2 separate regions of the Homo sapiens genome follow, and region 2 is linked to region 1. A link is a contact called in ENCODE Hi-C or POLR2A ChIA-PET data. All regions are on one chromosome and are shown on one strand. The core of a region is the stretch at or near the end of the contact, and the rest is flanking DNA. Distances in the headings are between cores, read along the strand shown.

Region 1 (4,635 bases), core at 1,061-3,560:
TGGCCATGACATTAAATTATAAATGACCTGTAACAAATCATTCTTTCCAGACCTCAGTTTCCTCAGATGTAAAACTTCTGTCTATAGTACCTTCCATCCCCACATTTTTAGCAACATATGAATTTATCAGCTCTTCCAATTTCATTAAAACATTAAATATACAATGTTGGATAGTCTATTAAAAGTCAAACATTAACAAAGTCCTGAATGAGTTAGGAAATAGCATCATATCCTCAACAATAGCCATCCAATACTAAGAATTTGTAGGCTGATATAGTTTGGCTGTGTCCCCACCCAAATCTCATCTTGAATTGTAGCTCTCATAATTCCCACGTGTCGTGGCAGAGACCCAGTAGGAGGTAACTGAATCAAAGGCATGGGTCTTCCCATGCTCTTCTTGTGATAGTGAATAAGTCTCATGAGATCTGATGATTTTACAAAGGGCAGTTCCCCTGCACACGCTCTCTTGCCTGCCGCCATGTAAGACATGCCTTTGCTGATCTTCTGCATTCCACTATGATTTTGAGGCCTCCCCAGCCATGTGGAAATGAGAGTCCATTAAACCTCTTTTTCTTTATAAATTACCCAGTCTCAGGTATTTCTTCACAACAGTATGAAAATGGACTAATACATAGGCAATGGGGCAAGTATCTCCTTTAACTTACCTAGTATGAATTCTTGAAAAGATGAGGTCTTGTCCTTTTCACACCCAGAAATCACCATCCAAGTGAAATAATAATAGGTTGAAATTACAAAGATACCTTTGACCTATTATTTTGATAATATAAAAGTAACTATATATTAAATGTGTGAGCAACCCAAAAATATCTGCAAATAGGAAAAAAATAATCTGGGAGATGGCTATCCTGCAATTAAATAATTTTTACATAGTCAATCATGGAAAACATACAACTAACTACCTTTCACTCCTTTCACTCTGCCATTATGAAAAAGATAAAAATCACACAAAAGTAAACTAACAACCAGGAATGTTTTCAAGAAAACAATTCAATCTGGAATTAATGTAATTCCTTAACTTAAAAATCTCCTGGCCCACAATATCTACATCTAAAACCAGATTATGGCTAAAAAATGGTGTCTATGAGGATATGTCATTTTGAAAAGTTATATTCAGTATATACTATTTTATAAAGTAGAGAACAATACACCTTACCAAGAAATTAAAAATGATGAAAACATAAAAGAATGTGCATCTATCATTTGGAAAATGTATTTAAATAGCCAAACTATTAGTTTCCACACAACTTTAATATAAATAAAGAGAAAATTCAATACACTGTTCCAGTTTCATGTTTCAAGTCATATTTTAGAATGCAGCATGTATCATTTTAAGTTAGATCAGGTCAGTACACAAAGGAGAACCGCCAAATCAGGCAGGAAAAGCTTCCCAGAGGTGGGAAAAGCACGTGACCTGGTAAAATAAGAAAAGTTCTGGAGGCACAGGAAGCAGCCCATGTGACGGTGTGAAGGTATAAACACAACAAAGAAGTGAATGTGAGCTGTAAAAAGATGAATCCAAAGTATAAAGGTGAAACAAGTTCATCTCATAAATGAGAAAGGGCGAAGAGTCAAAGAGAAGGCTTAACCCTCATACCTGTTCTAGAAAACACCATGTGCCCAGAAACTGAATCAAAGGCAATGAGAATATTTATGACAAAACACATTATACAATGAGTTTGAGGAATCATAAAAAGAGTATCAAAGTAGTAGGCCTTGGGTTATGTGAAATTCAGTATCTGACTACCTGTGTTCTCTCTAGCCCTGTGCTAGTAACTGGAGAACATGACTTTTAAAGTGTGACACCCATTAGTGAGTGGTGAGGTCTTTGCAGTGGACCACTACCATCTTCTTTTTCAGTAAAACAGATCAGACACACATCTTTATTAGGAGTAAACAAAGTCTTCTGAAACTTTTGTTTCAATATGTAAGTATGTATGTATGTATTGGGTTTCATATTATTTATCACTCTAAGTTGAAATTTTTTAAATTTTATATACAAAAGCATAAGAAAAATTTCAAAATCATAATTCAACTGGGGAGTAGAGAGTGAATAAAAATTAGCTTTTCATGATTACATATAAATAAAAATCCATTTAAAAATAAATTTAAAGATGTAGAGATAAGAGAATAAGTGTCAAAACTATGTCACAACACAGGATGTACTATAGCAAGTCTGGACAGGAACAACACTGAGTGCTGGAGAACTTGGAAAGGCTTCACAAACAGATGGAACTGAGAGTTGCTTCCAAGATGGCCGAATAGGAACAGCTCCGGTCTACAGCTCCCTGCGAGATCGATGCAGAAGGCGGGTGATTTCTGCATTTCCATCTGAGGTACCTGGTTCATCTCATTGGGACTGGCTGGACAGTGGGTACAGTCCACGGAGGGTGAGCGGAAGCAGGGTGGGGCGTCCCCTCACCCGGGAAGCGCAAGGGGTCAAGGGATTTCCCTTTCCTAGCCAAGTGAAGCTGTGAGTGACTGTACCTGGAGGAAGGGTACACTACTGCCCAAATACTGTGCTTTTCTGACGGTCTTTGCAACCGGCAGACCAGGAGACTCCCTCCCGTGCCTGGCTTATGGGTCCCACGCCCAGGGAGCCTTGCTCGCTGCTAGCACAGCAGTTTGAGATTGACCTGGGACGCTGGAGCTTGGCAGGGGGAGGGGCGTCCGCCATTGCTGAGGCTTGAGTAGGTGGTTCTGTGCTTACAGCATAAAGCAGCAGGGAAGCTTGAACTGGGCGGAGCCCACCACAGCTCAGCAAGGCCTACTGCCTCTCTAGATTCCACCTCTGGGGGCAGGGCATATCTGAACAAAAGGCAGCAGACAGCTTCTGCAGACGTAAACGTCCCTGCCTGACAGGTCTAAGAGACCAGTGGTTCTCCCAGCATGGTGTTTCGAGCTCTGATAACAGACAGACTGCCTCCTCAAGTGGGTCCCTGACTGGGAGTGCAGCCTGACTGGGAGACACCTCCCAGTAGGGGCCGACAGACACCTCATACAGGCTGGTGCCCCCTGGGACAAAGCTTCCAGAGGAAGGATCAGGCAGCAATATTTGCTGTTCTGCAGCCTCTGCTGGTGATACCCAGGCAAACAGGGTCTGGAGTGGACCTCCAGCAAACTCCAACAGACCTGCAGCTGAGGGGCCTGTGAGAAGGAAAACAAACAAACAGAAAGGAATAGCACAAACAGATGGAACTAAACAAGCCAGGCTTTGACTCTTTCTTTAGGGGTATTTTCATTATAGCTTTTCATGTTGGTACAATGAAAACCCTGAACTACAAAGAGTAGGCATTTAAACGTTCCAACCGCAGGCTGGGCAGGGGACTGGGTGACAGCCTTCAAACCAGGAGGCTGCATTCGTGTCCCCATTCTAATATAAACTAAACTACTGAGCCACTGCAATAAAACACTGCCTCAGTTTTCTCATCAGCAAGACAGGAGACCAGATTTGTAGCACCTATTGCAAACCCAAAATGCTACAATTCTAAAATAGCAGCACTACTGTAGAGTTACCAAAGTTTAAATTTAGAACAAATATTTGTTCTAAACATTTGAGCTCCAAATTACTAATCTGCAAAAAAGGGCAAACAAGACTTGCAACATGGCTTGTTTCTGTGAAAAATGTATAGAAGATGTTCAGAACAATGCCTGGCACAACAGGCACAAAGCAAACTTCCTTTGCCCATCTTCCTCCATCCCAACTACAATGCCATCTATTACTCCTTCCTTCAGATGAGTCTTTCAAAAAACACAGTCCTGACACAATTTCTGTGGCTGGGAGGGAAAGTATCTGGGGGTTCTGCACTGATCTGCAGTCATCCTAAGAGTCTTGGTCTATACTTCCTCCTCTAGTGGCCTCCTCTATGTTAAAACAAAAAACAAGCTTTTGATCTGTAAATGTTCACAATGAGACAATGAGCTACTGAAAGAAATCTCATAGTTTTTAACTATCCCATCAAAGTTAAAATGTGCACCATAAAAAGTAGAAGGGTCTAGACCTAAAACTGGCATTGCACCATTGTGGTACACATGGCAGAAGCTTGCAAAAGGCTTAAAATCAGAAATCGGCACAAAGCAAAGTGACCCTCAGTAAGATATATGGTACCAATGACATAAAAGGGAACAGAGAGGTTCAGCTGCCAACACTAATGGAGAAGTCAGAACATGTTGCTAAGTCTGAGAGAAATGAAATATTGTACAACCAGTTATCAAGCTCTAATAATCACATGATCAAAGGGCCTTTGCCTCTATTCCTATCACAGGTCTTCTGAAAACCATTTGTTCCATTGCAGGAAGAAAGAGAAACAATATAATTTTGCCGTCCAGTAGTGTTTATGTTTGTGTATACATCCCATTCTCCCACCTACCCTCCATATCCCTCCTAAAAATCTTCAACCTGATAGGGAAGATTTCTGGCAAGTTCTCAAAAACTGAATTTCTTCCCAGAAGAAATTAAAAGTAGTTTACTTTCTCCTTCAACTGCCACCACAGAAGCACATATGTAACATATTAAACATCTAAATTTCTCATCTCTTCAGAAAAAATCCAATTCTATGATTAATCACTGCGCAAGTAACTGCAAATTTAAATTTACTCAGAGGACTCCACTTATGT
Region 2 (4,635 bases), core at 1,514-4,013, 790 kb after region 1:
ATCAGCGAGGACTATCAGGACGTCCAGCTAATAAACGACTTTTTCACTGTCCACACTTTAATTGGTTTACAGCCTTTTTTGTTTATTTATCCATAAGAGCTGCTGTTAAATGGCTCGGGAAGGTGCTCGCCTAATGGCTCGGTATCGCTGCCGGGCCTGTTGTGGGCGAGGCGGCTTGGAGGGGGCGCAGGCGTCAGCGGGGATTCAGAGCGGAAACGCATTTCGCCTGTAATGGACTCGGCGATTTTACGATACCAGGAGCTAGATCCACGGGGAAGTACAACACACGACCTTACTAAGCGGAGGGTTCCGCTTGATGCGTTTTTTATACGGCTGTACGTGATAAAATTCCAGATAACTTTGTTTCATCTAATAATAATAATAACAATAATAAATGGTTGTTTGACCTTTGCTCCCTGGGTCCCTTCTATAGGTCGCAGGCAGCAGAAAATGCTAATTGTGAAAGTGAGAACGCGCCTCCATGGAATACCCCCGGCGATCCCCTCCTCCTCCCCCACAGCCGCGGGTACCCGGGTTTTTGCCGGCGACCGCAACCGGCGGATTTGCTTTCTGCTGAGAGCCTCTTTTCTTTCTGCAGGGCCGAGCAAAAATATTAAATGGAAGCAAATGAAGCATCGAAATGGAGACCAATTTACAGAAATGTGCAATTAGTTGAGAAGTGCAAAGTAAACACTCCGGGGGTGGCAGGCGAGGCAGGGAGCAGGGGAGGGAGAGTGGGGCGCAGACTGAGTCCAGAGTGGGTGTAGGGGTGCCCAGGGAGGAGGGGAAGGGGGAGGAAAAGGAGGGGGAGGGGAAAAGTGGCCGATCTTTGTCCTGAGCGGAGCTTGCCGTCCGCTCATAACCGCGTCGCCAAGTCAACCCTCGGCGACTCGGCAGATTATCTCCAAGGGTCAACACGCCGCGGCCAGGCAACCCCCTCCAGCCTGCCCTCCTGATCGATGTGGTCACTCGCGGCCAGGGTGATAGGGTAGAGTTCTCCGCGGCCGCAGACAATGGACTCATTGACGCGGGCGCACAGAGATTAGGTGCCCGGGCCCCACGGCCTTTCACTCTCTGCCCCCACCAAAACTGCAGGTGGCACTTTTCCCTGAAGAAATCACCGAAACTCTCCCCGCCCGCCGCCGTGCTTCCCTTGGCCTGTCTTCGGTGACAGCAAGGGCATCTACAAGCCAGGGAGCCACACATCAGAGCCACACACATGAGGCCACAGGCCAGGAAGCCACACACATGAGTTCTCACACATCGAAGCAAATGCTGAGACTATACCGGCCTCCCGCAAGAGAAGGAATCTGCAGAGAAGTCCACATTCCCGACTGGCTTTTTTGTCTTTTAATAAAAATAAAGAGTCCTCAGAATAGAGCACTCAATCCGCACTTAAAACACAAATATTTCCAGTAGGAAGAAAGAAATACATTAAGATTGACTCTCAAAGGTCTGGATGTTGGTGCGTTGTTTAGGAAAGGCGGAGCAGTGATTTTTCTCTGGCTTGGTTCTTTGTGGTTCAAGCTCTCTCTTGCTGAGACGTTTCTGCAAAGCTGTCTAGTTTTTCTAAAACCCACGGTGGCGTTTCGAGAAACGTCCTCATTTCGGGAGTATCCAGTCAGAGGCTGGTCAGGCCGCCAGGCCTAGCGGATCATGCCCAGGCAGGGGGTTGGACGTCACCGCCACCCGGAGGTCATCCATCCGCGTCAGTGGGTGCAGAAAAAGTGGCCCTGTTTAAGTCAGGACCCCAGAATGCCCAGAAGTTACTGAATGGTTTGAAGCCAAGCACAGATGTTATCATGGAAAATGCAGCGTTTTTATTTCTTTTTCTAAATATGTAACTCTTCCTCCACTTCCCCCTCTCCTGCTTGCCTTATTTCAATTGCAAGCAGAAGAGAGTGAGTGTTCTCTGCCGGCAAACTCCGCCAGGGTCCCGGCCCGTAGAGAGTCGTCAAGGGTCTGGAACCCCCGTGCCAACACCTGCCCCTGCTTCGCAGCCCCAAGAGGAAGGCCGCGTCTTTCCCCCTCGCTGTATTGGGAAGCTACGTTCCGGGCTGGCCAAATGGGCCCCAATTTTCCAAAACCCAAATTTGTAATACCCTTCAATTTTTTAAAAAAAAGAATTTAAAAAAGTCTCTGTGAATGCTTCAGAAGTTACCGTTTACACCCCAGAAGTACTTGCAGCACATCCACAAGTAAAAACACACAACGAATGCCAGAGTTTCGTGTGTTTTTTAACCGACATCTTTGTGGCTGTGAACAAACTTCATAAATAAAATAGAATCAAATGCTTCTGACCTAGAGAGCTGGGTCTGCAAACTTTTTTTTTATCGTATTCCGCAACAGTTAAATAAAAAATTAAAAACTCAACATGTCTCCTTGTAAACTACATCAATTAACAAACACACTATGTCCATTATCAAATATAATAGAAAAAATATAGGAAAATAGAAAATAGAAAAATATAGGAAAATAGAAACTTTTAAGCCACGGTGAAAATGTTTCTATAAATGAGTGGTTCTAATGTTTTCGTGAGCGCCCATTTTGGGGAGCACCGCCAGCTGCCCGTTCAGGAGTGTGCAGCAAACTCAGCTGAGAGAGAAAATTGGAACAAAAGCAGGTGCTCGCGGGTACCTGGGCCTAGCCTCTTAGTGCGGCCAGCCAGGCCAATCACGGCCCCCGGCTGAACCACGTGGGGCCCCGCGGAGCCTATGGTGCGGCGGCCGGCCCGCCGGTCCGCGCTGGCTGTGGGTTCCCTCTGAGATCAGTGCGGAGCTGTCAAAGCGAGCAGGGGTGGCGCCGGGAGTGGGAACGCCACACAGTGCCAAATCCCCGGCTCCAGCTCCCGACTCCCGGCTCCCGGCTCCCGGCTCCCGGTGCCCAATCCCGGGCCGCAGCCATGAACGGCGAGGAGCAGTACTACGCGGCCACGCAGCTTTACAAGGACCCATGCGCGTTCCAGCGAGGCCCGGCGCCGGAGTTCAGCGCCAGCCCCCCTGCGTGCCTGTACATGGGCCGCCAGCCCCCGCCGCCGCCGCCGCACCCGTTCCCTGGCGCCCTGGGCGCGCTGGAGCAGGGCAGCCCCCCGGACATCTCCCCGTACGAGGTGCCCCCCCTCGCCGACGACCCCGCGGTGGCGCACCTTCACCACCACCTCCCGGCTCAGCTCGCGCTCCCCCACCCGCCCGCCGGGCCCTTCCCGGAGGGAGCCGAGCCGGGCGTCCTGGAGGAGCCCAACCGCGTCCAGCTGCCTTTCCCATGGATGAAGTCTACCAAAGCTCACGCGTGGAAAGGCCAGTGGGCAGGTAAGCCTGGCTCCCCACCCCTTTCTCCTTTCCGGTTCTCACCCGGCCGCCTTACCTCCAAGCGCTCCCAGGAGCCTTCTCTCTGTTCCCGGCGCCTTGGATTATCCCGGGTCGGACTAAACTACATCAGGGAGCTACCGAGCCCATCCCTCACAGCAGTGCTTCTCTAGTCCAGTTTGAAGCATCTTTCCCACCCAGCTCTCCTGGGAGTGTACACTCCTTCCTTCCCTGTTCGCTGAGCCCATCTTCGCCCCAGGAGCCCGCGCTCCCAGCGCCATCCTTAGAGAGCCGAGGCTGAGTCCTGCTCAGGGCTTCGGACACTACAGATCCTCCTCCAGCAGGGGATCCGGGAACCCAGGACTCCTTGGTAGTGCACATCGAGGAAGCCGAGTAGGGACATGGGTGCCTCGGACCCAGGCCCCAGATCGCCTTCGGAGCCCCGGAGCCCCTCACTTCCCGCGCTTCGTTAAGGAAGGGCAGGCATCTAGGGGCGCCAGGTAGGTGCAGAAAGGCAGGGAGGGAAAGGAAACTGCACCCAACCCAGCAGTGTCCGGCTGCCCTGGTTGTGGAAACAGGATAGGAGTAAAGAGGAAGGGGCTGGGGCAAGGCGGGGGCTCACCGCGAGGCTGAAAGCCGGCCTCTCAACGTCAGAGCCTGGCAGCTAGGAGAGCAATCTGAGAAGCGAATTCGTTTTTCACCAACCGAAAGCAATTGAAGCTGTCTCCCCGCACCGCTTCCCAGGAAGTAATTTTTCAGGAGATGGGCGCTCCCTGCCTAGCTGGTGGGGAGGCGAGAGGCCTGGTTCCTGCGGCCCTCCGCGCCGGCAGAGAACAGAAGGTCTTTCCCGGAGCCGGGAGCCGGAGGCACGGGGTAGCCCCCGGGTCCTTTGCGGCCCCGCGCGAGCGGCAAGTTCCGGCGCGGCCTGTGTCGTCGCCGCTACTCACTGTCATCGCTGCCGTGCCTCAGCCACTTCTGGTCACACCTGCACCGCAAATAGTTGCCTTTTCCTTTCAACTGGCAGCCGGGAGTAGGGGGAAGCAGCTCGAGCCGGCGTCCCCCGGCCCACCCCGAAAATCCTCAGCGCCCATCTGCGGGGTCTGGCCAGCCCTGCCTGACACTGACCCCAGGCGCAGCCAGGAGGGGCTTTGTGCGGGAGAGGGAGGGGGACCCCAGCTTGCCTGGGGTCCACGGGACTCTCTTCTTCCTAGTTCACTTTCTTGCTAAGGCGAAGGTCCTGAGGCAGGACGAGGGCTGAACTGCGCTGCAATCGTCCCCACCTCCAGCGAAACCCAGTTGACAGGGGCGCCAGAAGCTGCCGCGGCGCCTC

Evidence for each region. A loop is a pair of places that touch in the nucleus more often than their neighbours do. ChIA-PET counts read pairs that join two places held with the same protein, here RNA polymerase II (POLR2A).
Region 2: a loop to region 1 is called in a map of breast epithelium, with 15 times the contacts of the local background. The contact joins the promoter of PDX1 here to the promoter of USP12-AS1 in region 1. A Hi-C loop is called at or near these places in 1 of 168 maps with a recorded cell type or tissue (breast epithelium). POLR2A ChIA-PET finds 5 or more read pairs at or near these places in 1 of 52 experiments (activated CD4-positive, alpha-beta T cell).

The regions. Positions count from the first base shown.
Region 1 is chr13:27,123,223-27,127,857 of GRCh38, forward strand. USP12-AS1 (USP12 antisense RNA 1) reads left to right here and starts at 2,311. Exons shown (of 3, transcript NR_046547.1): 1 at 2,311-2,354. All of the region lies in intron 1 of USP12 (ubiquitin specific peptidase 12), which reads right to left. RefSeq lists an enhancer at 2,602-3,101.
Region 2 is chr13:27,917,237-27,921,871 of GRCh38, forward strand. It overlaps PDX1 (pancreatic and duodenal homeobox 1), which reads left to right and starts at 2,764. Exons shown (of 2, transcript NM_000209.4): 1 at 2,764-3,308. The coding sequence starts at 2,903. It overlaps PLUT (PDX1 associated lncRNA, upregulator of transcription), which reads right to left and starts at 55. Exons shown (of 5, transcript NR_047484.2): 1 at 1-55.